Regions from separate parts of the Homo sapiens genome. Here region 1 is linked to region 2. A link is an interaction called in ENCODE POLR2A ChIA-PET data of the cell type or tissue named here. Cell type or tissue: A673. All regions are shown on one strand. Links, peaks and the distances in the headings refer to the core of each region. The heading gives the core; the rest is flanking DNA. Region 1 overlaps TMTC2 (transmembrane O-mannosyltransferase targeting cadherins 2). Region 2 overlaps TMTC2 (transmembrane O-mannosyltransferase targeting cadherins 2).

What was found. Peaks named below come from ENCODE experiments on the same cell type or tissue, not always from the same donor. Only the 100,000 strongest peaks of a DNase experiment are listed, where the experiment ranks them.
Region 1: POLR2A ChIA-PET joins it to region 2 with 9 read pairs; 4 of 35 experiments call an interaction of 5 or more read pairs at or near these places.

Annotation. Positions count from the first base shown.
Region 1 is chr12:82,719,144-82,731,688 of GRCh38, reverse strand. The region is part of intron 1 of TMTC2 (transmembrane O-mannosyltransferase targeting cadherins 2); the gene reads right to left. Among named protein-coding and RNA genes, the nearest start is that of TMTC2, 39 kb to the right of the region's middle. In A673, for the core only: no CTCF peak of the experiment used is centred there; a DNase peak (open chromatin) is centred at 428; H3K27ac peaks cover 447 bases.
Region 2 is chr12:82,778,102-82,794,357 of GRCh38, reverse strand. All of the region lies in intron 1 of TMTC2 (transmembrane O-mannosyltransferase targeting cadherins 2), which reads right to left. Among named protein-coding and RNA genes, the nearest start is that of TMTC2, 99 kb to the right of the region's middle. In A673, for the core only: no CTCF peak of the experiment used is centred there; a DNase peak (open chromatin) is centred at 10,717; H3K27ac peaks cover 899 bases.

The DNA of each region.
Region 1 (12,545 bases), core at 1-8,000, 56 kb after region 2:
TGCTTTTGCTGTATCCCATATTTTTCTTCACTTTGCCTAAAATAAAGCCTATTATTTATAGTAATAGTCTAAAACTTTCAATAAATTGATAAGTAAACTAATTATCAAGTATTTCTATGTCGGCTTTCTGATGCCTACAGTTTTGTTAAGAACAAACAGCTATAAATTCCTAGCCAAAAATTCCCACTGGTCTAAAATTTGTATATGGCCTACTAAATACTTCTCATAAATTATGTCATGACAGCATGTTATTTCTACTTACTGAACATATTACTGTACTCACACTAACGTATAATTTTCTTTCTTTAAAAGATGAGAAAAAACTCTAAATTCATACTTGCCAAATCTTAAAACCACAGGGCCAGACACTCTGGAGCCCCACGTTGGCAACCTACGCAGAAACATTTGCTCAGTTCAGCGATAAGCCTGTTAGGTTACGCAACACAACCTTTTGTGCTACACATTACACAGCAAATTTAAGTTGTGACAACTATCAAGTGGTATGCTTTGCAGACTCTGAGACAATGCACATTTGCAAAGGTAGCAGCCAATACTCGATTTTTTTTCATTTGTTGAATGTATAAACACCGATAAGTCTAGCACTTGATTCTAAATTCTCCAACTGTAATTACAAACACATGTGCACATTACATAGCTACAGATGCATTTAAAATAATTACCTTATTGAAGATGTCTGCTTTTCCACAAGCTACTAGAAATAGCTGCTAGCTACTCTGAATCCAATAGTTTTCCATGTGCAAACACATTAATCAAAACGACTTATATACTTGAAAAAGCAGAATAGCTATCCATATACCCGTTTGATTTTACCTCTCTAGAAAATTGTATCTCACAATTTCTAAGTAGATCCTACCTTGCTAGTGTGTCCATTGGAATTCGAAAGGACAGGAGCCCACAATAAGGTAAGGTTATTGATGTACGGCCACAACTTTCTTTTCAAGATGGCTCCATCAAACCTATTTTCTCATTCCACTGTATCTGATTTAGAGATTACTTAACTACCTCACTCTTAACTCTTAAACTAGTGTCTTCAATAAAAATATGTGATACACAACTGTACAAAACAGTGTGCTAAAAGTGCTAATCTCTGCATGGATTCAAGAGAATGCTCAGTAGTCACAAAGCACTCACAAATCTAACTAGAGTCAATGTTGTTTAAAGTGGACATAGAAGCATGTGCACCTCCACTTCTTTTTGGAGGGCACATACTGATAACTAGCAAAGCTTGAACTCAAGTCTGAGTGACCCCCAGACTACACTCTTATTATTATTCCAATAGCAGAAGAAAAGCCCAAGAGATTAAAGTGGTTGTTTTTTATATAAGATAGGGAGTGGATGAGGTAGGGTCTGCTTTTTTTTTTTTTTTTTTTTGAGAGACAGAGTTTTGCTCTGTTGCCCAGGCTGGAGTGCAGTAGCGCAATCTTGGCTTACTGCAACCTCTGCCTCCTGGGTTCAAGCGATTCTCCTGCCTCAGCCTCCTGAATAGCTGGGACTCCAGGCACGTGCCAGTGTGTCTGGGATTGGTAGGTTCTTGGTCTCACTGACTTCAAGAATGAAGCCACAGACCCTCGCAGTGAGTGTTACAGTTCTTAAAGGCAGCGTGTCCGGAGTTTGTTCCTTCTGATGTTCAGATATGTTCGGAGCTTCCTCCTTCTGGTGGGTTCGTGGTCTCGCTGGCTCAGGAGTGAAGCTGCAGACCTTCCCGATAAGTGTTACAGCTCTTTAAGCAGCGCATCTGGAGTTGTTCCTTTCTCCCAGTGGGTTCGTGGTCTTGCTGGCTTCAGGAGTGAAGCTGCAGACCTTCGCCATGAGTGTTACAGCTCATAAAGGCAGTGTGGACCCAAAGAGTGAGCAGCAGCAAGATTTATTGCAAAGAGCAAAAGAACAAAGCTACCACAGCACGGAAAACGGCCCCTGCGGGTTGCCACTGCTAGCTTGGGCAGCCTGCTTTTATTCTATCTGGCCCCACCCACATCCTGCTGATTGGTCCATTTTACACAGAGCCAATTGGTCTGTTTTACAGAGAGCTGATTGGTCCGTTTTCACAGGGTGCTGATTGGTGCATTTACAATCCCTGCGCTAGACACAAAAGTTCTCCACTTCCCCACGAGACTAGCTAGATACACAGTGTCCACACAAAAGTTCTCCACATCCCCACTAGATTAGCTACATACAGAGTGTCGATTGGTGCATTCACAAACCCTGAGCTAGACACAGGGTGCTGACTGGTGTATTTACAAACCTTGAACTAGATACAGAGTGCAACTGGTATATTTACAAACCCTTAGCTAGACATAAAGGTTCTCCAAGTCCCCACCAGAGTAGCTAGATACAGAGTGTCATGGGTGCATTCACAAACCCTGAGCTAGACACAGAGTGCTGATTGGTGTTTACAAACCTTGAGGTAGATACAGAGTGCCAATTGGTGTATTTACAATCCCTTAGCTAGACATAAAGGTTCTCCAAGCCCCCACCACACTCAGGAGCCCAACTGGCTTCACCCAGTGGATCCCGCACTGGGGCCACAGGTGGAGCTGCCTGCCAGTCCTGGGCCTTGCGCCAGCACTCCTCAGCCCTTGGGTGGTCGATGGGACTGGGCACCTGGAGCAGGGGGCAGCGCTCGTCGGGGAGGCTCGGGCCACGCAGGAGGCCGCAGGGTGAGGGCGGAGGCTCAGGCATGGGGTGCTGCAGGTCCCGAGCCCTGCCTGGCGGGGAGGCAGCTAAGGCCCGACGAGAAGTCCAGCGCAGCTGCTGGCCCAGGTGCTAAGCTCCTCACTGCCCAGTGCAGCGGGCTGGCTGGCTGCTCATAGTGCAGGGCCGCCGAGCCCATGCCCACCTGGAACTCGCGCTGGCCTGCAAGCACTGCGTGCAGCCCCAGTTCCTGCCCACGCCTCTGCCTCCACACCTCCCCGCAAGCTGAGGAAGCTGGCTCCGGCCTTGGCCAGCCCAGAAAGGGGCTCCCATAGTGCAGCGGCATGCTGAAGGGCTCCTCAAGCGTGACCAGAGTGGGCGCCAAGGCCGAGGAGGTGCCCAGAGCAAGCGAGGGCTGTGAGGGCTGCCAGCACGCTGTCACCTCTCACCACCATGCCCAGCTAATTTCTGTATTTTTGGTAGAGACAGGATTTCACCATGTTGGCCCGGCTGGTCTGGAACTCCTGACCTCAGGTGATCTGCCCACCTCGGCCTCCCAAAGTGGTGGGATTACAGGAGTGAGCCACCGCGCCCAGCCTGGGTCTGCTGTTTTCCATTAAAAGCCTTCAGGTACTTTTGATTTTTCAAATGAGAAAGATCAATTAAACAAAAACAAAAACAAAAAAAAACCTTTTTATAAAAACTAAGAAACTTAAATAATCATAAATTAATTTTAAGTAAGAGTTCCTCCTATTGTATACCAGGCTCTGGGGTACCAAAAATAAAAAACAGAATAGGACTCATCTCTATTACCTAAGCTCTCACAAGCAGAGGGCCAGCAGAGAACCAGGCACCCTACCTAACCAAGTAAGCAGTTGTTGGGGAACAGCAGTGGGGCCTGCCATTCCCAGCTATTCTAATGTGCGCAATTCTAATGTGTGCATTGCAAATGCTTGAAACTGCCTGGTACCACAGGAAGAACAGTGTAAGAGAGGAAGACTGCATATTCAGCCATGGCTCTGCCACGATGTAAGGGACCTCATATCCTTGACTTACCCTCTTGAAACTATACCTCAAGAGTGTTAAAAGGAGACACCAAAATAACAGACATGAAAGTGCTTACCAGATATAACCTGTTCAGCTATCTAGTAATCTGCCATTTCCTTCTCTCTTTTTTTTTTTTTTTTTTTTTGGCCTTTCTTAGACTATCCTTCAATTGGTAATACTTTCTAGTGGAGTTATATAATGGAGTGGTCTCTTTCCCTGCACCCAGGTTTCCAGGTGAAAGTTGGATTTCAAAAGAATTTTTTTTTTTTTTGAGACACTCTCACTCTGTTGCCCACGCTGGAGTGCAATGGCACAATCTCAGCTCACTACACCCTCCGCCTCCCAGGTTCAAGTGATTCTCCTGGCTCAGCCTCCCGAGTAGCTGGGATTACAGGCCCACGCCATCATGCCTGGCTAATTTTTGTATTTTTATTAGAGATGGGGTTTCACCATGTTGGTCAGGCTGGTCTTAACCTCCTGACCTCAGGTGATCCACCCTCCACCGTGAGCCACCACGCCCAGCCTTAAAAAAACAGAAAATTTTAAGTTATGAATCCTCTAGTCTTGGGAATGATCCCAACCTTTCCAGTCAGGGGTCAGGGTAGCTCTGGAAAAGATTCAGTCTCACCAATAACAGAGAATCATATTGAAAATCCGAAGCCCAACAAGCAGAATACAAATGGTTATATATGTGATGTAATTTTAATCTCAGTAAAATAAATATATCGATACATACACGGAAAAGGAAAAAAGACTAGAAGAAAGGTTAAGACTGATTCTATACTGAGGTGGTAGAATTACAGCTTAATTATTCTTCTTTTCTATTTTCTATAATGGGAGAAAGAAAATAAACATTATAAGTTTTCTGGTTGTTTTTTTTTTCAATTAGTTTTAAAGTTCCAACACAAAAGATCAGAATTAGAAGGGGAACAAAGAAAACATCTAGTTTTCCTTATTTAACAGGTCACTCAACTGTGGCTCAGGAAAGAAAAGGGGCTTTTCTAAGGATACACAGCAATTCAAAGGCAGTACAGTAGAATTGGTTAAGGGTACTCTATTTGAGCTCCAAGCTTGGCTTTGCTACTTTCCTTTTTTTTTTTTTTTTTTTTTTGAGACAGAGTCTTGCACTCTCGCCCAGGCTGGAGTGCAGTGGCGCCATCTCAGCTCACTGCAAGCTCTGCCTCCTGGGTTCACGCCATTCTCCTACCTCAGCCTCCCGAGTAGCTGGGACTACAGGCGCCCACCAACACGCCCGGCTAATTTTTGTAATTTTAGTAGAGACAGGGTTTCACCGTGTTAGCCAGGATGGTCTCTATCTCTTGACCTTGTGATCTGCCCACCTTGGCCTCCCAAAGTGCTGAGATTATAGGCGTGAGCCACCACACCAGACTTGGCTTTGCCACTTTCTAGCTATGTGACCAAAAGGAAAATCCCTATCATCTCCAAGCTTCAATTTCCCTATTTGTAAAACATGCAAATAACATAACCTTCCTACCAGCATCACTGAAAAGTCTCTGGTGGAGAAAGTATATGTAAAGTGTCTAGCCCAACACCTGGCACATAAGAAAAACACAAAGAATGTCTTTTTGCTAGGAAAAAGAACCACAAGTGTCATTACCATCTCATTATCATCTGGTAGGTATGCTTCATGCATACTATTAAGTCATCTATGATGTACCCTGTGTTTTTAATCTTAATCTGTGTTGAGAACTAAACTGATTGTTTTTAGTTTGCCCAAATTCCTATCTGAGGGGTCTAGGGAGTCATGCCCTACAAATCATAAATTCTCATCAGATGGGTTTATTTCACCCTATATATCACGGCTTACTTTCCAATCTGACTCTAGAATAACATTATGTGACAAAGAAAAAATCAAAATATTTTACCCCAAAACATGTTTCTTTGCCTTATTTTGAAATGGCCCTGCAAAGTGGTCCTTTGTGGGGGAAAATTTGCATCTGTAAAGAATCTCTATTAACATAACTAGATCATTTTCTTCCAAGCCCTCCCAATCTTGAAGAGATTAACTGAGAGTCTAGCACCTTTTAAAGGTGTGAAAGGGAAACATTTGTCACCTCTAAGGGCAGCCACTATGAGGCTTCAAAAGAACCTTGGTCTCCACAGTCTTTTATCTTAATCCGAACATTTCCTTTCTATTAATCCCAGGTCTTTAGACAAACCCAACCCATTGTAAACTAGAAAATGTTTAAATTTACCTATTACCTGGATGCCCCACCCACCCCTGGTTTCGAACTGTCCCATGTTTCTGGACCAAACCAATGTATTTATCAAGTGTATCTGATTGACATCTCATGCCTCCCTAACATGTATAAAACCAAGCTGCACCCCAACCACCTTGGCACATGTTCTCAGGACTGTGGGCTGTGTCATGGGCCATGGTCACTCATATTTGGCTCAGAATAAATCTCTCCAAATATTTTACAGAATTTGACTCTTTGTTGATAGTGTGCACCATTAACAATTGGGATTTTATTTTTCTTTTTATGATATCAAAGTATTAATGGAAATAAGAATCTTGTAGACTATCCATCCCAAAATGTGATTCATAAACTGTAATTTCAATTTTCTAAAGTGACCTGTCCAATAAAAAATTAATATTAAAAATAAATTCACATCTAACAAAAACTCCTTTAGGCATTAGAAGCTGACAGAAAATATAAAATAAGTCTAGAAAAGTGACTGGGTCAAAAGAAAACTTACTTTGGTTATACAGATTAGCAAGGTATTTTTGGAGGAAAAAAAAGTATCCCCTAACCCTCCACTTCCAAACCTGGATATCTGGATGTCTTCTAAAAATATTCTCTACTGATAGTTTTTTTGTTTTTTTTTTAAGACTTTTTAAAAATCAACACTGTTGAAAAAGGAGAAAGGCCTCTTAATCAAAATCAAATTTATAATTTCTTACTCTCCTACTGCTAGAAAAGAATGCTCAGAAATTTTGGATAATTAATAGGACAAGCTCTCAAAAATTTGAGGTGTTCAGCCTACAGTGATCAGCCTACAATTACCTTCACATCCCCTGATCGCCTGATGCCCTACAGCCTGCATGTATCATCCCTCACAGCAGAAATGTGTTTATTGTACAAACATAAAATTGTCACCAAGGTCATGAAGTCACACAGTATTTTCTATGGAAAAGTATACTGATACTGCTATCTATAAGAAACAAAATATAAGACAGTAACATTATTCAATAATGGCCATGTTTTCAGAGAATCACACCAACCTATTTTGAGAAGACGGAATGATGGAAAATAAACCTGACAACTGGTTGTAAGTCTTTCCAAGTTGTATTAGTCCGTTTTCACACATCTATAAAGAACCACCTGAGACTGGATAATTTTTAAACAAAAAAGTTTAATTGACTCACAGTTCCTCAAGCATGGGGAGGCCTCAGGAAACTTACAATCATGGTGGAAGGTGAAGAGGCAAGCACCTTCTTCACAAGGCAGTAGGAGAGAGAGAGCGCAGGGGAACTGCCACTTTTAAACCATCAGATCTCATGAGAACTCACTCACTATCACTAGAACAGCATGGGGGAAACAGTCCCCATGATCTAATCATCTCCCACTAGGTTCCTCCCTCAACACGGGGGGTTATACATATACAATTCGAGATGAGATTTGAGTGGGGACAGAGAGCCAAACCATATCACAAGTCTAATAAGCAGCATTAATTGTTATGTTCCTCCTATTTAAAACCAACATCTCCCTTCATTCCTCATAATGTAATGAAGGATTCTTAATGCATGCCGTGGTACTCACATTTAGGGCTCCAAAGTTAATAAATGATTGTTTCTGAATTTCTAGTTTGCCTTGCACAGTCTCAATGCCCTATGCTCAAACGTGAGCTGTGTCAGAGAGAAACCAGACAAAATTTCTTTCCCCAGGGCATCTTGCAGATATTATCTCTAACTCTTAAAACAAATCCAGAAGTTCTTTGTATCCCCATTTTACTGACAAGGAAATCAGAAGTCAGAAAAATTAAGTGGTTTATCCAGGGTCACCCTGGATAAATGACAAAATGGGGCTGAATTTCAGGTGGTTCTTTTGACAAAGTGGGGCTGGAACTCAGGTGGTTCTTTAGCTAGAAAGCCAATACTCTGCTCACACCAGCAGCCCTGTAGTACACAGAGTAGGCTAGGTGTGTTTTCAGAAGTCCTAGATGCTTTGGAATGTACTCTAGCCTATGCTTTGGTTTGGTAATGCAGGAAAGGCCATATAGGTTGAGCATACCAAATCTGAAAATCTAAAATCCAATATGCTCCAAAATCTGAAATATTTGAGTGCCAACATGATGCTACAAGTGGAAAATTCCACACCTGACCTCATGTGACAGGCCATAGTCAAAATGCAGGTACAGTTTATTCAGCATTCCCAAGAGAAAAATAAAATTACTTTCAATCTATGTATATGAGGTGTACATGAAACATAAATGAATTTCATGTTTAGACATAGGTCCCATCCCCAGTACCTCATGATGTATGTGCGAATATTCCAAAATCCAAAAAAATCCAAAATCAGAAATATTTTTAGTTCCAAGCATTTCAGGTAAGGGAGAGATAATAAACCTTTATTAGATCTTAACTCTCAGGAAGCCTTGCATAACCATAACTAACAGGGCTCAGAAAGCTGCGGTTGGAGCTCCTAAATTAAAATAGAAACTGTTACACCTCAAGCTTTCCAACCACTAGGAGAGTCCCTGGTTTTGAGTAGGTTTATTGCACCACTCTCATGATCAAACCCTCTCCGACACCAAACTATGAGCCTGAGGGCCAATAATTACTATAGTTAAAATCGTCTCTTTACTTGTGTGATTATGTTTCTCCTTTAAGTCAAATGATGATCAACTGAATCCTAATTTATTGATGTGGCATAAATGTAACTAATGAGTGCCTACTATGTGTCAGGCTCTGTGCTAGGTACTATGAAGCTATGAATAGACATTTTTCCATGAAAAAACTACAGTTTTACAGAAAAGTTGAATGGAACATGTTAAATCCCAATGACAATAACTTGAGGCAGAAAGGTTGAAATCCACTTTGTTTCTTAAGATGGATTTTACTGACACTGAGTAAAATCAAGGGGAAAGACCCAGAATTTTTTAATGTTAATGAAGCTACTTTTTCTTTAAAACTATCTGTTTCTCTGTTTAGTAAATCAGATATTCTTGAGGCAGCAGCATTCTGAGATTTCACATTTGTATTTATTTTGTTATTGTTGTTGTTGAGAGGGAGTCTTGCTTCATTGCCCAGGCCGAAATGCAGTGGGATGATCTCAACTCACTGCAGCCTCTGCCTCCCAGGTTCAAGTGATTCTCCTTTCTCAGCCTCCCGAGTAGGTGGGATCACAGGCGTGCACCACCATGCCCGGCTAATTTTTTTTTTTTTTTTTTTTTTTTTTGAGATGGAGTCTCACTCTGTGGCCCAGGCTGGAGTGCAGTGGCAGGATCTCTGCTCACTGCAAGCTCTGCCTCCCGGGTTCACGCCATTCTCCTGCCTCATCCTCCCAAGTAGCTGGGACTACAGGCGCCCACCACCATGCCCGGCTAATTTTTTTTTTTTTTTTTTTGTATTTTTAGTAGAGACGGGGTTTCACCGTGTTAGCCAGGATGGTCTCAATCTCCTGACCTCATGACCCGCCCACCTTGGCCTCCCAAAGTGCTGGGATTACAGGAGTGAGCCACCGCGCCCAACCTCACATTAGTATTTAAATCATTCTTTCACAATTTTAGGGGAAAAGAAAGGCAAGTAAGAAGTAGTATGTTTCTGTGTGAGAATACTACTTAAATCCAAGTCCTTTGATTTTTCTTTTTTAAGTCAAAAGCTGATGCATAATTCATTAGGAGTGTCTTTATAATGGCAGAAATGGGAGAGCTGGTGAACAATTTACAAAATACACACAGAATAAAACCTTACAGTTCTTCCAGAAGCAATCCAACAAAAGTGAAACATCCACAGAGTATATGAGAAAAATCCCTGATGATGTCAGAAGACCCAGATTCTAATTCTTGCTAGAGGACAGACTCAGGTAGGTCACTGTCATCTCAGGATCTCAATTTCTTCATTTCTAAACTGAAGATAATATTGCTTGCCCTATTTATATCACATAGTACTCATGAAGAGGCAAACACAATTGTGAATGGAAAAACACTTAGAATAAAAGGTTACATGCTACGTAAATAGTCACACATATTATTAAAGAAATCTCAGAAATTTAGTCAGGGCAAGACACTGACTTTTCCATAAATATTTAAATAGCGTGCATATTTTAATCTCTATTTTTGCCTTCTCTCATCAAAATGAACTTGGAATTTTTGTCAAGGAGTTTGCTAAATTAGTCAGTTATGCTCTTACTCCATTATTTTTAGAAATTATCTCAGTTAACTGTTGGATGTAGTGGGTCTTTTTCAGACAATAGGTTCACTGCATAATGGGAGACACAGTTCCTATTCAGCAGCAACTATAATAAAGAAGTCTTATTTCTAGTTTTATTTTTTAATTTTAGTAGTTCAAGTGGCTAAACCATAATTTAATTCAGAAAGAAAAAAACAAAATTAAAAAAACAATTTAAACTATTATAAGGGCAAAAGCAAGCAGAAAATCTTATTTCCTTCTCCTTTGTCAATATTTTCTGGTCCATAGGAAAACTGCAAAAATATGAGCTTCGTCCCTAACCAGGTAGCATCCCCTTATAAACCGACCCAGCAGCTGCCACTGACAGACAGCATGGGCAACATGCAAGTAAATACTCTTCTAGAAGAGTAACTTTTATTTACCAGAAACTGGATGGAGGAGGAAGGATGATAGCTGTTTACAGATTAAACCCAATGACTGTGTGCCCTTTCAAATTAACTTCATTTACAAAACCTGTCGTTAAATGTAATCTAATTTAAATGTGTATCAGAACCACTTATATTTGTAAATCCTTTCTTGATGAGCAATTAGTTCTAGTCTTGCTTTCCTTTCTTGATCTACTTACAGCTAAAACACAGCAGAGGTGAGAAACATCTGTGACATCATTCTTTGCTGAGTTTTCTAGACCCAAATAAAATGTTTTTTCAACCAGGCCATTGGGAATTGGACAAGACAAACAAGCCAAAATCTAGAGCTTTTTGCTTTATTCAAGATTCATAACTACATGACAAGAAAACATGTGAAAAGACGTTCAAAAGTACTAATCATCAAGAAAACATAAAACAACGAGATAGCATTTCATACTCACTAGAATCAAAGACAGATAACAACAAGCGCTGGTGACATCAACACTGCTGGTGGGAATGTAAAATAAGGCAGTCACTTTGGAAAACAGTGCAGCAGCTCCTCAAATGATTAAACAGATAATGATCGTATCTGCAGTTCCACTGCTACATATATACCCAAAAGAATTAAAAACAGGTTTTCAAGGAAAAACTTGTAAAATATTGTTCAAGGCAGTACTATTCATCCACAATCACCAACAGGTGGAAACAACTCAAATGGCCATCAGCTGATGAAAATATTTAATATTTAATATTTAATATAAAATGTTTAATATTCATACAATGGAATTGTATTTGGCTATAAAAAGGTATGAACTACTGATGCATGCTACAACATGATAAACCTTATAAATATTTTGCTAAGTAAAAGAGGCCAGTTATGAAAGACCACATATAATTCCATTTACAAAAATATTCTAAAACATGCAAACTTATATAGACAGTATATTCGTGGTTGCAGAGGGCTGGGGTCGGGGACATGAAGGTATAGGTGGGTGATAGCTAAAAGATACAGGGTTTCTTTTAGAAGTGATTATAATATTCTAATCATTGTAGAGACAGTCACAGACACCTGTGAATATACTAAAAACCATTGAGTTTGAGTTTAAATGGGTGAACTGTATATATGTGAATTATGTATCAATAAACCTGTTCCTCCTCCCAAGAAACAGACAAAAAAACAGAAAATATGCAAGTGTAGAGATCAGTTAAATGAATAATTGCACTTCAAAATTGGCATCACTTTAATTGCAAATATTTAATTATAAAAAGTTTCAACAAACAAATAAATTAGTAAAGACTACTGTTTGCCTAGCCTGTACTATTTGCCATGAACTTACGTTTCATTTCAAACTCTCGTAGCATACAGAAAACATTTCCATTATGCAGTTAAGTAAGAATCTACGAGAATGCATAACTTGCCTGTGGTCACAACAGTTAGAAAACCAAGGGAATCAGAAGATGTATCCAAGGTTACTTGGGGCCAAAACTGTGCTCTTTACCCTACACTATGACATTACGAAAAAAAAAAAAAAAAAGACAGAGAGACATAGAATCATGTTTCCTCAATCAGGCATATGCCCAAAGGAAATTGCTACATGAGTAATTAGGTATAAAAAAGGAAAAGGCATTTGCTCACAGTTGTACCTGTGTTGCATGATATTTTCACTTATTCACTAATAACTATTTCCCAAGAGTCTACCATCTGCAAAGTAAGAGTCACTAAAATTTTTAAGTGAATATTTTACTGATTTTCAGTCTTTGCTTATTTTGTAACTGTGCTTAATGATTCAGGGTTATTTAAAATATAATCATCCAGGCTGGGCACGGTGGCTTATGCCTGCAATCCCAGCACTTTGGGAGGCCAAGGCGGGTGGATCACGAGGTCAGGAGTTAGAGACTAGCCTGGCCAAGATGGTGAAACCCCGTCTCTACTGAAAATACAAAAATTAGCCGGGTGTGGTGGTGTGCGCCTGCAATCCCAGCTACTTGGGAGGTTGAGGCAAGAGAATTGCTTGAATCTGGGAGGCAGAGGTTGCAGTGAGCTGAGATCGTGCCTCTGCACT
Region 2 (16,256 bases), core at 7,153-15,152:
TGAGTTGGTAGATGGGGAAGAGGGGAAACGTGCATCATTTATACCTTTCAAGAACAAAAGACGAACCAGATTCCAATGACAAGCAGTAAAAAGAGGAAGGACAAAGGATGAGGGGAGGAGTGAGAGAGGAGGGCGCCCCAGGAGTCAACACTAGCTGAACAAATTGCGGGCCTGCGCCCTGTCCCACATGCCAGCTGAGGCCAGCAGGCTGTCCCGGGACCAAGTCACATGTGCCCTCTTCTCACGCATCAACAGAGCCTGGGCAAATAAGTGAACAGTCACAAGTGAGTGACTGAAGCACCCTGGAGCCATCAAATTGTAAAGAAGGGTTTCTATCAGAAAGCTGAAAATCACATACTGGGGGCACAAAGCAGTTGATATTGAAAAACGTCCCTAGGGATCAAGAAAGCATAAAAGTTGAGTCATTTTCCCAAGTCGCATATACAGTAGATAAGCCTATTAAGAACATTGTAAGCTATGCTAATTGGTTCAGAGGTTATATATCTCTTTTGTTTGTTCCAACTGAGCCTTTACACGCTGCAGTGAATTGGGGAAGAAGACAGTGTAATAAATCTAACTGAAACAAAACAGCATTAGGGTTTGAAAGATGCTAATGAGCTGCAGTGTTCCAACTTGAAAACTCCCCTTCCCACCCCCATACCATATAGCTCCTAAGTCATTTCTAACAGCACGGGAAGAAGGCGTTTTTAAAAATTCTTCAACTCCTCATGCTGTTAATTTTTTATTACAGCTAATACTTTTAAAATTAAATCGTGTCATTTGACAGAGTAACACTAATTTAGTCATTTATAATGAAAGCATGTTCTTCTACATATAAAATATTAGGGAAATATTACATTTGCATCTTGTCATTGGAAAACTCAATGAACATTAATTAAATAATGTTTCTTAGAACTTACTATTTTCAAAGTAAATCTGTCCCTACATTTAGAACTGAAGATATATTCTAATTTTGAAAAAAAAAAAAAGAAAAAAGACTGGGTCAATTGATTTTGCTTTCTTATCCTGAGAAAAAGATGAAATGGGACATGTAAATGAAAGCACGACGAAAAGTATTAAGTCCTTTAAAAATGTTAAATATTATTTTGAGATCTTAAGAACCCAAGAACCAAAAGGTACTAAAAAAGGAAATAATGTTCTATCCCTTGCATCAGCAACAGTTAGCTTTGTGTAAATAGCTAGGTAGTGAGGATACTGTGGAAACAATTCTGAATAATTAGCCATACTATCATCGTGTAATTAAACCCTGCAGTGGTTACGTGCATATGTGTGTATTCATTCTATCAAAAGGTGCCCTTACAAAGTAAACATAAAAATATAGCACACTTTAAGAAATCTCAGAGGAACGCCTGGACAACATGTATTAATTTCCTTTGGCAAAAATTAATCACATTTTGTGGTCTGATTTAGATCTTCAGCACATTTTAATTTACCATAATTAAGCTAGAACTGTACACATACTAGGTGGCAAGTACTATATATCTTCAAAAAATAAAAGATGAATATGAGAATATTCATCTCCAGAATCTGTATCATGTGAAAATAAAATGTAAAGTAACATCGAGAGGCCAGGTGCAGTGTCTCAGGCCTATAATCCCAGCACTTTGAGAGGCTAAGGTGGGAGGATCATTTGAGGCATTCAAGACGAGCAGAGGCAACATAGCAAGACCCCCATCTCTACAAAAAATGGAAAAAAATAAAAAATAGCTGGGTGTGGTGATGCACGTCTGTTGTCCCAGCTACTCAGGGAGCTGAAATGGGAGAATTGCTTGACCCCAGGAAGTTGAGGCTGCAGTGAGCCATGATCACATTACTGCACTCCATCCTGGGCGACAGAGCGAGACTCTGTCAATTTAAACAAACAAACAAACAAACAAACAAAAAACCATTGAGGAGAGGAGAGGGAATAGAAAGTGACTGGGTACAGAGTCTCCTCTGGAAGTGTTGATATATTTTGGAAATAGATAGAGGTGATGGTTGCTCAACATCATGAATGTACTGAATGTCACTGAGTCATACACTTTAAAATGGTAAATTTTATGTTATGTGAATTTCACCTAAAAAAAAATTACAGTACTGAACTCTAGTTGATAGAAAGATAGGTGCTTTATACAGAACATTTTGTTTTCGGTCTTGATAATAATGCTAACGTATCATTAGCCCCATTTTCAGATAAGAAAAGCCAAGCAAAAGTGGACACATCTGAACACCACAGTCGACAGATTTTAACTCAAGGCTGTTCACACTCTTTCCCCTCTACCTTGCTGCTTCTTGCTTCTGTGGGAATTTCCCAAGCAGGTGGGTAAGAAAAAACACTCTTGATTAAATCAGAACAGCTTAGCAAAGCATGGGGCAGGGAAGTATACGTCATGTCATGTTCTGAGAATGATAAGAAGCTTAGAACGGTAACAGTTGGGGTAGGAGAGCAATGAAGATATAGCATAAGCAGTGGCTGTGGAGGTAAAGCTTATCAAAGGTCCTCCATGCCTGGTAAGGAGTACAGGCTTTGTCTTGCTACCTACAGCAGTAGTTCTCAAAAAGTGTCTCAAAATCACTGGCAGGTTTCCTAAAGTACAGATTTCTGATTCACTTTGTCTAGGGTGGTGTCTGAGAATTTACATTACTAAACATTTACCAACAATGTTGATGCTGCTGGTTCAGTGACTATAACTTAGGAACTTCTGGCCTATAGAATAATCAGAGGTTTTTAAGTAGAAAAGGAACATGATTTTATGAACATATATAACACTATATATGGAAAAGTTATCTTGCAGTGGAGTTACTAAATCCCTTCCCTTCTGAAGTTGGTATTTATCAGGAGGAAAAGCCTTTGTACCACTTTTTCTGTGACAAAGAGCCTAGCTCTCACTTGTGTTAGTTAGTAGTAGGTCTGATTCTTATATCTGAGAGTATCTGCCTGTCTTAATTTCACCATTCATTCCATAACTTATGGAAATATATATAACATTTGATTTAGGACTGGTAGCAGAGAATACAGACAAGATTATTGCAATGTCCAAAGTAAAAATAAATAAATAAAAACTTAAAGTAGGATAACAAAAATAGGGTTTGGAGGTAGGGATGTTATGACCTACAGCTATATCAGTAAAAATAAAAAACCTTAGTAATACGGAAAGATAAAAAGCTCAAGAATTGGAATTACATAGTATGGGAATATAATTTTTCTCAAAGTAGTGACTGATTAGAGGAGAAGTCATGTAGAAAGAATAAGCTATGTCAAAGATAAGCTATGTTTCCATGAAGGAAAAGCAGAAAGGAGAAGCATCTGGTCCTACAATACAGAAGCCCAGAGATGATGCTCACCCCCATCCAGGTCATATGGATGAGCTCACTCAACTGGCTCCCCTAAACAGGGGTAAAGTGGCACAATAGCTCCCCAGCAATTATAACACTCTGTTCGAATATTTCTTTTTTAAAGGGAAAGAGGCAGGGAGGTAAGCAAAAGAAGAATTTTTTCTTTTTCTTTTTCTTTCTTTTTTTTTTTTTTTGAGACAGAGTTTCACCCTTATTGCCCAGGCTGGAGTGCAAAGGCGCGATCTCAGCTCACTGTAACCTCCGCCTCCCGGGTTCAAGTGATTCTCCTGCCTCAGCCTCCTGAGTAGCTGGGATTACAGGCATGCACAACCACACCCAGTTAATTTTTTGTATTTTTAGTAGAGACGGGGTTTCACCATGGCCAGGCTGGTCTTGAACTCCTGACCTCAGGTGATCCTCCCACCTCGGCCTCCCAGAGTGCTGGGATTACAGGCATAAGCCACCGCGCCCGGCCACAAGAAGAAATTTTTCAAACACATTGAGTCTGGTCCAGCAATTTACTTCTTCCCAGGAAAATCAACATCCTCTTCTTGTGAAGAGAATTCATAAGAATAGTTTTTTAAAAAATGCTATCAAATGACATTTCCAAACCAAAGCCAAACAAATTACTGGCATTTTGAGAAATTTCAAATATTGACTCTCTCAAAGAGGGACAGTAAACTGTAAACAGAGACAGAACCAACTCCTACAGGCCCAATCCACCCCCTCACAATTACAGTAATGAAATCCTTGGTTCAAAGCCCTGGGCTCAGCATCTGAAAGCACAAGACTGTCCATGACAACATGGCCATGGACAGTTTACCCATCTTTTTTTTTTTTTTTTTTAAGAGACAAGGTCTCACCCAAGCTAGAGTGTATGGTGCAAGGAACCTGTGAGCTCAATTCATCCTACCTCCTCAGCCTCCTAAGTAGCTGAGACCACAGGCATACATCACCACACCCAGCTAATTTTTTCTGTTTTTGTAGAGATGAGGTCTCACTATGTTGCCCCAACTCCTTGCCTCAAGGAATCATCCTATCTTGGCCTTCCAAAGTGATGGGATTACAGGCATGAGCCACTGTGCCCAGATAGCTTACTCATCTTTACTGAGCAGCTTCCTCCTCTGTAAAATGAAAGATAACATTAATAGTACTTGTCTTGCCTACTTTACCAGTTAGATGTGAAAAGCAAATATAATAGAACACAGAAAGCAAACTGAGGGCATAAAGCAAACTCTTAGTCTATGTATTCCTATCATGATCTTACAATAGATTCAAGGTTACATTCAAAGAGGGAAGATGAACCAAATGTCCATCAGTTAGGATTCTTCCTATAGTATTAATAACACAAGTTTCTTTAGATTCTCTGCCTTTGTTCACAGTTCACTGTTTCATCAGAGGTGAACATGAATCAGAATTGTTTGCATATTCCAGTAGAGAGCCTGGCTTAGTCTATATTTCTATATAATTTAAATCGGGTGGCATTTTACTTCAAATAAATATTAATCATACCAGATGAAAGGACAAACTCTAATGAATCTTTCCATTGTTCATGTTGCTAATTCATCACGGGAATATTAATTCATAGAACCCATTAAGCTGTGTGTCTGCTTATATTGTTTTAAATGTTTCTTAACCATTATAGTATACTTAAGCCTATTTGTTCCTCCCTCTTTATTAATAACCTCTAAAATTCAGCATACACACAATTAGACCCCACAGGTTGCAATTCTCTTTTTTCCCCTGACACAGTTCTAGATGGTCATGATTGCTTGGCAAAGCTCCACCTCCTACACCTGCAATTCACAAGATTAGAAAACCCATTTAACTTTATCGTACATATCAGACACTGGTTTCAAAACGACAAAAGCGTGAATCTGGAGACTTGAGGAAGCCATTTGGCAAAAGGAAGCCGAATCAAAAAAGTATTACCTCAAAGAAGCATCCCTAAATGGGTTAGGAGGAGCTGGTGACAGACAGAAGTAGGTAACAGGTTTTCCTTTCTTTTATTTATCTATTTTTTGAGGCAGAGTCCTCCTATGTTGCCTGAGCTGTTCTGAAACTCTTGTGCTCAAGTGGTCCTCTGCTTTGGCCTCCCAAAGTGCTGAGATGACAGGCATGAGCCACTCCTCCAGGCCAGGCTTTCCTGTAAAAGTCCATTCAGAACCTCTTGGTTCTGAAAGTGAAGAGAGAGAAAAGCTGCAGGAGTTTAGAACTTCAGCACCCTGGAAAGAGAAGAAAAGCAGAGTAGGCCAAGAACCTAAGAGCAGGGCAGTGCTTAAGGTGAGTGCAAGGAGATGTTAAGGATGTGATTATACATTCTCCAGAGATGAAAAGACCAGGACATTAGCTCCTGAACATGAAAAAGTTCTGGGAAGGCTGTGAGGGAGAGAAAGGTAAGTAAGGTAGTAAGTTTTTTCTTATCCTTCTAGGAGATTGTAACTAAACAAATTTAATTAGGTAAAGAGACATGCAAAATATAAGTGGGGAGAACAGACATATTTACCCAGCATTGTTAACCCACCACTCAAGCAACCCCACTGTGCTCTTATTGCTGTTCCTAGGCTACCAAACCTTGCAGTAAAAACTTAAAAATCATGTACCCATGAAAATTCAGTCAATTTGTGCCATCTAAATTCAACTTCACTAGTAGTTACCAATAGTTGCAATGATGTAAGAATTTAGAATATTTCCATTGAATTTGTAGAAAAATACTTATTTCCCTTACTCTAAATATTTATATAAAGGGTCAGAAGGTATATTGTAATATCATCTCTGTACTCAAATAGCATTGCTATAACTTACCCCTAAAATAAAAGATGTTGCCAAAATAATACATATTTTTATTAAGTCATATTTAAAATATAGTAGCAGATCTGACTTTTTTAAAGAAAATCCATTACAGTCGTTTTGTAAGGAAATCATTTAAATGTGGGGACACTGGAAAGTCTATTCTCATCTCACGCCAAAATACCACTTTTGGAAACCACGTAACCACGTTCTTAAAAGAGGACATACATTCTCAAGATGAAGTAAGGAAAGAAAATTTTAGCCTACTGGTGGTCTAAGGACATTTACTTTTTTAAAATTATTATTATTATTATTATTTGAGATGGAGTCTTGCTCTGTCACCCAGGCTGGAGTGCATTGGCGTGATAGCTTGGCTCACTGCTACCTCCACCTCCCAGGTTCAAGCGATTCTCCTGCCTCAGCCTCCCAAGTAGCTGGGACTACGGGCACACACCACCACGCCTGGCTAATTTTTTTGTATTTTTAGTAAAGACGGGGTTTTGCCATGCTGGCCAGGCTGGTCTCAAACTCCTGACCTCGTGTGATCCACCCACCTCGGCTTCCCAAAATGCCGGGATTACAGGAGTGAGCAACTGCGTCTGGCCAGGACATTTAATTCCTAATATCTGTTTTTAATCCGCTAAGAGTATTACAGAAATACAAATCCATACTGACATCATAAAATGAATTAGGTCAAAGATAATTTTAATGGATAAAGATTTTAAGAAGTAAATCTAACTTAAGCAACTGTCTGAAAAAGTTTAGCAAACATTTCAGAGAAAAATATACATTCATTTACATATAACTAGGTTCTGTATTTTTTTCAAATCCTTTAAGAATAAAGTCTAAACCTCATTACAAACAATTCCTTAAATATCCCCTTTCCAACTCAGAAATAGTTAAAACAACAAACAAGCTATCCCACATGTAAAATGGAATTCAGCTCAGAAAATAAGTCCAATGACATTTCATAAATAATGTCCCTTAGCCACCTCATTAGACTCACACCATCTAAAATTAACTCTGGGAGAAAAAAACATGAAAGATAGAAAATGATAAAAACTGCTTTGTCTAGTAGATAGTGAAAATATAAATATGAAAAAGTTTCACCAGTTTCCATACTGGGTATGATAATTAAAATATGTAACCCTAGCCCCCAACGAAAACACAATATTTGATAGAAACAGCCTGATAAAGCTCTCTGAACAAACAAAATAGTGTGAGGGCTACATACAAACTGTATGGTTATATAGGCTCCTATAATTAAGCACTTTTCATTTTCTCTAGCTTGTAATAAGAAAGTAGGTATGCATGAGGAATTTATTTTAAAATGCCATATACATAAATCAACTACAGCATAGCTGAGGAGTAAAAATGTTCTAACAAAAACAAAAACTTTTATTGTAAGATCCCTAGTACATGGAGTGGTTCCGACTTCACAGTACCCCAACAAAGACTAAGGAAAATCTCTTGTTAAAAGCTCTAAGGAGCTGGAGACACTCTCTTCAAAGATGCCAGGCCCAGATCACTGTTGAGACAAAGGGAAGAGATGTACCAAGCAGTGTTCTAATCAAGGAATTCCCAGTAATAAGAGTCTAAAAAGTAAACATTTAACACTAGTTCATCAGTGTTACTTCAAAATAATGGCAGATGCTCATTTTTTTACCCCAAATTTAATCAAATATATTTTTTCACTATCAAAAAATACCAGCCGGAGAAGTAATTTTCAAAGTACAAATTGGAGAAAATTAAGTCAGCACCACTGATCTCTATGTCAACGTGAATAAAATGACTACAATACAAGGAATCACTTCTGAACGGTGAGAGCCATTACAATTTATTGGGCAACATATAATGTACTATACCTTGTGATACCTTTCCATTATTGCCTTATACCATTATTTAAACTGGGGGAGGGGAGACTAATCATTTATCTTTTCAGGTGTGTGTGTCATCATTTCTCAACTAGACTATAATTCCTTTGAAGAAGGAAGCTAGAAAGTAAGATGTTTCCTTGCATTTTTCTTTCTAACACTTTACACCCATGCAGATACATATTAGATGATTTTCTCTATGGCTTCTTAGTGGAAAGGAAATCTAAGGCAATAGAACACAGGGAGATCAAGAAAAGAAAGACATCAGCAAAACACAAATCAAGTAATCAGAGCCAGTTAACCTTCTGTATTGTTCGACAGGCAATGAAAAACACTTAAAAGACTGTAGCCCCTGCAGCAACCAGAACATGGGAAGAAATCTAAAAATCAGAAAAGGACACAAAACAAAGTAGTCTTGCCACACTTAGAATTTCAACATACTTAAATCGAGATGGTGACATAAACTTCTACCCAGTGCCTTTTACCCATTTAGCAGCTATTTAACAAATATCTGCAGAAATGAACCAAATCTTTTAATGGACAAGGATAATCTCTGAATCATGGTCTCTAGAATCAAGGAGACTAGAGAATTCCAAAGTGACAAAGGGAACCATGTTTCAGGATTGTAAATCAGGTTAGACAGTGAAAGACTGCCATTTTAATCTTCGATATCATTATTTTATTGAGGGCATTTGGGATTTGAGAATGAATGTGGTAATAAACCATTCCTTTTGCTGCTGCCCTATCTTGTGAAGTCTGCTTAAATTATGCAGTCCAACAACAGGCAGACAAATATGAATGGACATATATTTTGCTAAATATATTTTCCTGTTTGAAAACAAAGAGCTTTACTGCCAGCAACTTGGTAAACTAAATAAAAGTCATGTGATACACAGAAAAGAAAAAGTTACATTCTCACATTCCAGTGCTCTAATAATATTCCCTGGTTTGTTTTTATTTTGTTATTTGTTTCTTTTGTGTTTGGGGGGGACGGGGGGGGGTTGTTTGTTTATTTTGGATTAAAAATTAAAATAGCTGAAACCAGAAAGAATAAGAGGGCTCAGGATTCAGCATAGGGTAGGGAAATTCCTTCCCGACTGCATTTCTCAATCCCTTTGGTATCAAAGTAAAATGGAGTTTTCCCGCTAAGTCTTTCTCATCTAATGTTTTAGTGCTCAAGAGATTCCCAGCAGCTTCCGGGTCTAAAGAGAGGCCTCAAAGTAAAACTGAGTTCTTTCCCATTGGCATGGATCTCTATGAATCCTATACATGACTACATCTTTAAGAGAAGCAAAAACTATTAAGAAAAGTCTCTTCCCTTCTATGCCAGGTAATAGCCTTCAGTTGTTCACTCTTATTATTCCCAATTGGAAACTGAACAAAAAGACACAGAAATTGTAAACTAAGCTATTTTCTGAAAATTCTAAAGCCTTTGGAACCAAAACCAAACAAACAAAAACAAAACAAACAAAAAAAAGACACACACGCAAGGAAATCAGTGAAACTCAGAAAGCTGCAGGGCAGAATTCTGTAATAAAGCCAGTGTTCTCCACCAAAAAATTAATATGCTGTTAACTCCAGCTGAAAATACGCTGGAAAAATTAAAACCTCCAAATACAAAAATGAAGCATGGAATTGCTCTGACAACATACCAACCCCACATTTCCTAACCACTTTCAGACTTCAAGACGGAAGTTAAAAGGAAGTTACCCTTCGCCTACAAATAGAGGTGGCTTTAAGGTGAATGAGAAAGAGGAAAGCTAGAAGTCTTGCTTCCTTTTAATGTTCACAACTTCAGCTTTCCCACTGGCAGTAAAGCAGGAAACCAGTCCCCAGTATCAAATTGTACCCCTCTATTTTCTACAAGGTAGGAGGAAACACCGATGTATCAGGCCGTGCGATCATAGTAATTACATGAGACCTAATACCCAACTCCATGTAGGAGATATACTTAACCATAATATACCATGTCAATTTCATGTATCCTTTCCACTTAATATGCAGGTTCTCCCAACACACCTTCTCTAAGATATAGTCCCCTAGCCAATGCCTTTCAAAGTGGCTTCCACATGCCAAAAAAGGAAAGAGTTGCACAAAATAATTAACTGGGGTATGGGAAAAATATCTGGAACTTCTATTTCTGTCACATTATTCGGGTTTCCATTTATTTTAGACTTACAATATTCAAAATATACTATTCAAGTATTATTTGTGTATATTTTTAAATATATATGTAGTATACATGTGTTTTGGAATGATGATGTGAACTGGTTAAAAAAAAGAACCACTCCAGTTTACAGCAGGCCCACTCTACATATTCATGTCTGCTAATAATTAATGGAAAATATAGCTATAATCAGAATTCTCATCATCCATGTACTCCATTCTACAACTTGTAGAATATTGTTATAAACATTCTCATGTATCACAATCTTGGACATAGCAGGCAGAGAGAGGTGCAATCCCATATTTCAACAATTGAGCAAACCAAGACTAGGAGAGAACCATTTGAGGTTGATTGCTGCTTTGATCCTCCTCCTCCCCACCCTTCCCAGTTGCTCCTCCATTCCTTCACTTCATTTACTGCAGAAGCTTGTACCCTTGAGAAAAAAATCACCCCCTTGAGGATCCTTCAAATGGTGGAGAAAATAAGTAAGCTAAATTCTTCATGAAATGACAACTTAGTAGGAAGCACTCTTCCCCCGGATTTGCATTAAACACATAACCATGCTTCCGGCCAGATTTTAAACCCAGATGAAATCATAAATGTAAATCCTCCACTTAGAAGAATGTGAATTTAGGCATAAAGAAAGATCAGTAACCTACTGAAGAAAAATCCACAATCAGAATCTTACAGCTGGGACACATTTCTACTCACTGGACTACAAAATATCCTAGTGTCAGATCAATGGCAACAAAAGGGAAGGTTTGCCTCCAGCCAACCCCTTTTTATATGAGAAGGAGACAAGAGGCAAGGGAGGATCTTCAGGAAGGCTTAGAAGCACGCTGTCTGCCACCCCCACCCCTCTCTCTCAGACACACACACACACACACACACACACACACAGAGGCATATACCTTCTTGTTAAAACAGCTACAAAAAAATTATTTAAACCTACCCAGCACCTACACAAAAATAGGTTTATCTTCTAATACTATGAATTGTTCTAAGGACTTCTATTTAAATGGCCAGCCCTACTTGCTTTTTTAAATACCTATTAATTTCCCTCAAAGTCCAGGAAATTATTCAAACTCATTTAGCATCCAAGTTCATTTGCCCTTAATTGAAGCATTTCTAATCAAAAATTCTAATGTACCCTGTTTTCATTGTGAAAGAAACTATATAAACAAGTTTATCAAGCAAAGTAGCTTGTCAACATTATATTTATTATACCCATGAAAGACTAAATGAAGGCATTTCCCTCTATAAACTCCATATCTTGTCTCTGTGCAAAAAGGAACATTCAATAATTTTTGTTAATTTCATTGCAATAAATGTCACATTATCAAAATTAGGAATAAAGAGGCTACTTAGAAGTAACTCAAAGGCACTGTGCATCACACAAGCCTTGAATCATAACGCCACAAATAGCCATCCACATTGTACTTAGTCTAGAAAAGGTAGAAAATATCAATGTCCATAGGACAGAGATTTATTTTCATTATCCTCTTCTTGGAGATAGTGTGGTTCAATGACTATCCAAACGCTGATCTCAGAAGTTCTGTTTCAAAATGTGCCTTTGTAATCAGCTCTCCAAAGTGATCATGAGTGAGATCTTTGACTTGTACAAACATCAGTTAATAACTTCATAAAATTAGGCAGGAGGAGTATTAGAGACAGTATTGGCCAAAGAGCTCTGTTTAGAGTTCCTGTTCCTTCCTTTATCCAAACACTAGGAAGGCTAGCAAAGCTCTCAGCTGAAATGAAGATAAAATGTCTACTGAATAAAGCCTGTAATCAATTCTGAGACCTATATTTAGTACCATCCGATACATATCATACATAAGAGTCCACTGAATTTTTTCGTTTTGTTCAATCAGTTTAATCAAACAGTAGATAAACATAATATAAATATTTCTTAACCTGGGACCATTTAACTGTCCTCTTTTTAAACACTCTTGCCCTATCTTTACCCAGTGTTCACAGTGGGAGGAGAGGCTGAGATGATCTGTTTTTTTAGGACCTCAAAGTTAAGTTTTCCTAAGAAGCATCCAGCCATCATTAGGAAGCATCAGAGTCAAATATTCAATCCTTCATTGTTTATTTATTTATGTTAATGGTGTGACTGTTACATATTTCTAAATAAATAGAAGTGTGAAGAGGCTTTTCTCTGCGGATGGGGGAGGTCTTCAATTCTACCAGTTTAGCTTAGGACCACCAATGTGGTCTTTGGGGAAGGCCCTGCTTTCTAAAGCACACAGTTGTAAACAGCAACTGGTTGAAGGCCTAATTAGCATTAAACAGGCCCCAGGAATGAACAGCAAGATGACAAGGGTCACTAAACTAAAGAGGAGGTCAAACTACCCCAGCCCCTCAGGACAATGCCCAAGGTACCCATGCAAATTAGAGAAGCAGCCTAGGCATGTAGAGATGAGCAGCAGCATTAAAACCTCTAAGCCGCCTTTCACTTTCCTCTCCAAAAAAAAAAAAAAAACAATAATAATAACAACAGAGGAAAGAAAGAAAAAGAAAAGAAAACCAAATGGCCTACTTCTTCTGTGTAGCATGATACGTAATTAGTAATCACTTCTGTCCTGGAGAAACAACAAATAAAAGGCAGCTAAGAACATCGCAATGGCAACCAAGAAGAATTACAGAATACAATTAGCATCTGTGTTAAGATGGACAGCGGTTTTCTCCCACAACATCCCAGTATTTCCACCACAAAGAGGAAATCTGTACAACCAACTGCCAACTTGTAGATTTTTTTTCTGCTAAAAAAAAAAAAAAAAAAAAAGAGCAAACTCCACACACATACTCTATTCAAACGTGACAAAGAACCCTTTTCTTAAAATGTACTACAGGACTGTTGGTTTTTCCATTCTCCTAGCAATAAAAATTCTTTCTTCTTCAAATTACTGCAAGATAATTGCAGAAATTTGATTTTGAAAAGTTTGAGAGATATATTTTCAGCATTTTGAACCCTATTAATTTTGATCTACTCATCAACGATACTCTCGTGTCCTATTTTGTTTGTTGTCTTGTTTTTAATCCTGCTTTTGCTCAAATCCATCTTGGGAAAAGTTTCAGCTACTCTGAATGGGAAGAGATTTTATTATACCAGCAATGCATTTAAGGTAAAAAAATATCTAAAACTGCAAAAGCAACATTTTTCCAAGATAACTCAAAAAGAAACTGTAGTTTAGAAAACTCAAAATAAAAGCTAACATTCATTATTCCAGCCCTGCTTTCTAAAATAAAAAGTTGTCTTTGTAACAAAAACATGAGACATAACCCTATTAAAAAACCTCTTCCACACCACACTGCAACTAGAAAACAAAAAATATTTGCAACCAGAAAGCTCATTAAGCCAAATTAAAAAAAAAAACAAAACTTCTTACATGTTGAGAAATTTTATTTAAATACACAATTGACATTTTGTGTCACGTGCCTTCTTTAAGATTTGCCTCTGAGAATACAAACACATTTTTACCACCAAACGAAGTGTTAGTTCAAATTTCTCATGACGCAAACATTTTTTTGTTGTTGCTTATGAAGAGACTTTTTAAAGCACATTTCCTAATCTTTCTTTTCATTTGACATAAGAAGCAAAGAAGCATGCAAACTAACTTTGTGAACTTCTCTTGTATGATATTACTTACGCTTTTAATATATTCACATCACAAGGTATCGGTATGATACATTTTATATCATGTGTTTAATCAGGTCTGCATAACATAAACACTCAACAAAAAAAAAAACTGTTTACTGTTGTGAAAATGAAGCAATGGGTCTGATATTTTAGGGAAGTTATCAGAAAGTTATCTATTCTCTGTTTCTTGCAAAAGGGAAAAAAATAAAGTATGCTATTTCTATTTGAAGCTGGAGAAAGCTATTTTTCTTAGATATCAGAATGGTCAGTTAACCTCATTTCATAAGGAAAATGAGCCAGGTATTTTCATTCACTGTAAGATTATCCACAGCAGGCATGCAAGTTTGCATTAAATATTAGCAAAAATCTTATACTGTGCTTTGTTCAATGCATTAACAACTGAATTATACAACTGGCGTGGACGTGCTAAAAGGCAAATAGAAAAGACTGAGAACAGATAATTAGTAAAACTATAATCTTTCCTGTAATTAAATATTTACAAGTAAATGGTACAAAAAATACCTAAAAAATACCCATCTTTTAAGGGACAGCCCCTACTCTTGAAGTAGCAGTCGAATGGATGAGTCTCACTTAATGCCGTAACTCTGGCATGTAACATCATGAGAACTATGGCTATTTTTTTTTTGAGACGGAGTCTCGCTCTGTTGCCCAGGCTGGAGTGCAGTGGCATGATCTTGACTCACTGCATCCTCCGCCTCTTGGTTCAAGCAATTCTCCTGTCTCAGCCTCCCGAGTAGCTGGGACTACAGGAGCATGCCACCACACCCGGCTAATTTTTGTAGTTTTTAGTAGAGACAGGGTTTCACCATATTGGTTAGACTGGTCTTGAACTCCTGACCTCAGGTGATCCACCTGTCTCGGCCTCCCAAAGTGCTGGGATCACAGGCATGTGCCACCACACCCAGCCTAGAACTATAGTTATTTTGTTTAACAGCTACACTAAGTTAAATTGTGAAAAGATGCCATCTATTATCACATCTTCACTATTCTTGGTTACAGTTTAATCTATACTTGTTGATCATAGAATAACAGAGATATTAATCATAAGTTTATCTTGGTAGGTTTTACAATGTACAGCTGTGCCCCAAATATCAAGTTTCTAGTTATAATAAATGTGAGTTATACCTGAAAGGCTTATCGCATGAAACATTCTTATTTGCTATCTGAGTGACATCAGAATGATTTATTTAATATATCCTGACATCCCCTGCCTAAATCCTTCAGTTCTCTCCATCGGCAAGCCCATCAGCCTCTGCCCTCACCAACTTTTCCCACTTCTGCCCCCACCATCAGATATCATCACCTAGCACACGCTCAACCATTTCAGACTTCCTTACACTTTCTACCCTGCCGTGATGTTGGGATTCCTTGCCTTTGCATATATTATGCTCTGTCTGGAATGCCCTCCTCTGCCACTATTGTTTGCCCAGAGAGCTACTCAGCCTTTAAATTTCAGGCTGTGTGAGATTTTTTTTTTTTTTTTTTTTGATATGGAGTCTCGCTCTGTCGCCCAGGTTGGAGTGCAGTGGTGCAATCCTGGCTCACTGCAACCTCCACCTCCTGGGTTCAAGCAATTTTCCTGCCTCAGCCTCCCAAGTAGCTGGGACTACAGGTGCATGCCACCACATCCAACTGATTTTTTGCATTTTTTTTTTTTTTTTTTTTTTTTTTTTTTGAGACGGAGTCTCGCTCTGTCGCCTAGGCTGGAGTGCAGTGGCGGGATCTCGGCTCACTGCAAGCTCCGCCTCCCGGGTTCACGCCATTCTCCTGCCTCAGCCTCCCAAGTAGCTGGGACTACAGGCGCCCGCCACTACGCCCGGCTAATTTTTTGTATTTTTAGTAGAGACGGGGTTTCACCGTTTTAGCCGGGATGGTCTCGATCTCCTGACCTGGTGATCCGCCCGCCTCGGCCTCCCAAAGTGCTGGGATTACAGGCGTTAGCCACTGCGCCCGGCCGATTTTTTGCATTTTTAGTAGAGCTGGGGTTTCACTGTGTTAGCCAGGATGGTCCTGATCTACTGACCTTGTGATCTGCTCGCCTTGGCCTCCCAAAGTGCTGGGATTACAGGCATGAGCCACTGGGCCCAGCCATGAGAATTCTTAATTGACTGACAACCATAATAAAAAGAACCTTCCAGTTTAATACTTAGCAAATCTTATTTCAAACTTTGTCAGAAGGATGAAATTGAAGAACAGGGAAGATGGGGGACAGATGTAAAATGTTCAATATTTAAAAAAATAATAAATTATTTGCTTCTCTGTGTTCATCACATCTCTAGTCATGATTGGGGAATAATGAAACTTTAGATATGCTCTCTGCCCTTAAGCTATATATGATATTGTTGGAGAGGTGAGAGACTATTGTACATAAAATAATTAGCAGACCCTAATAAAATCTGAGCAAAAATAAAAGACTAGAGTA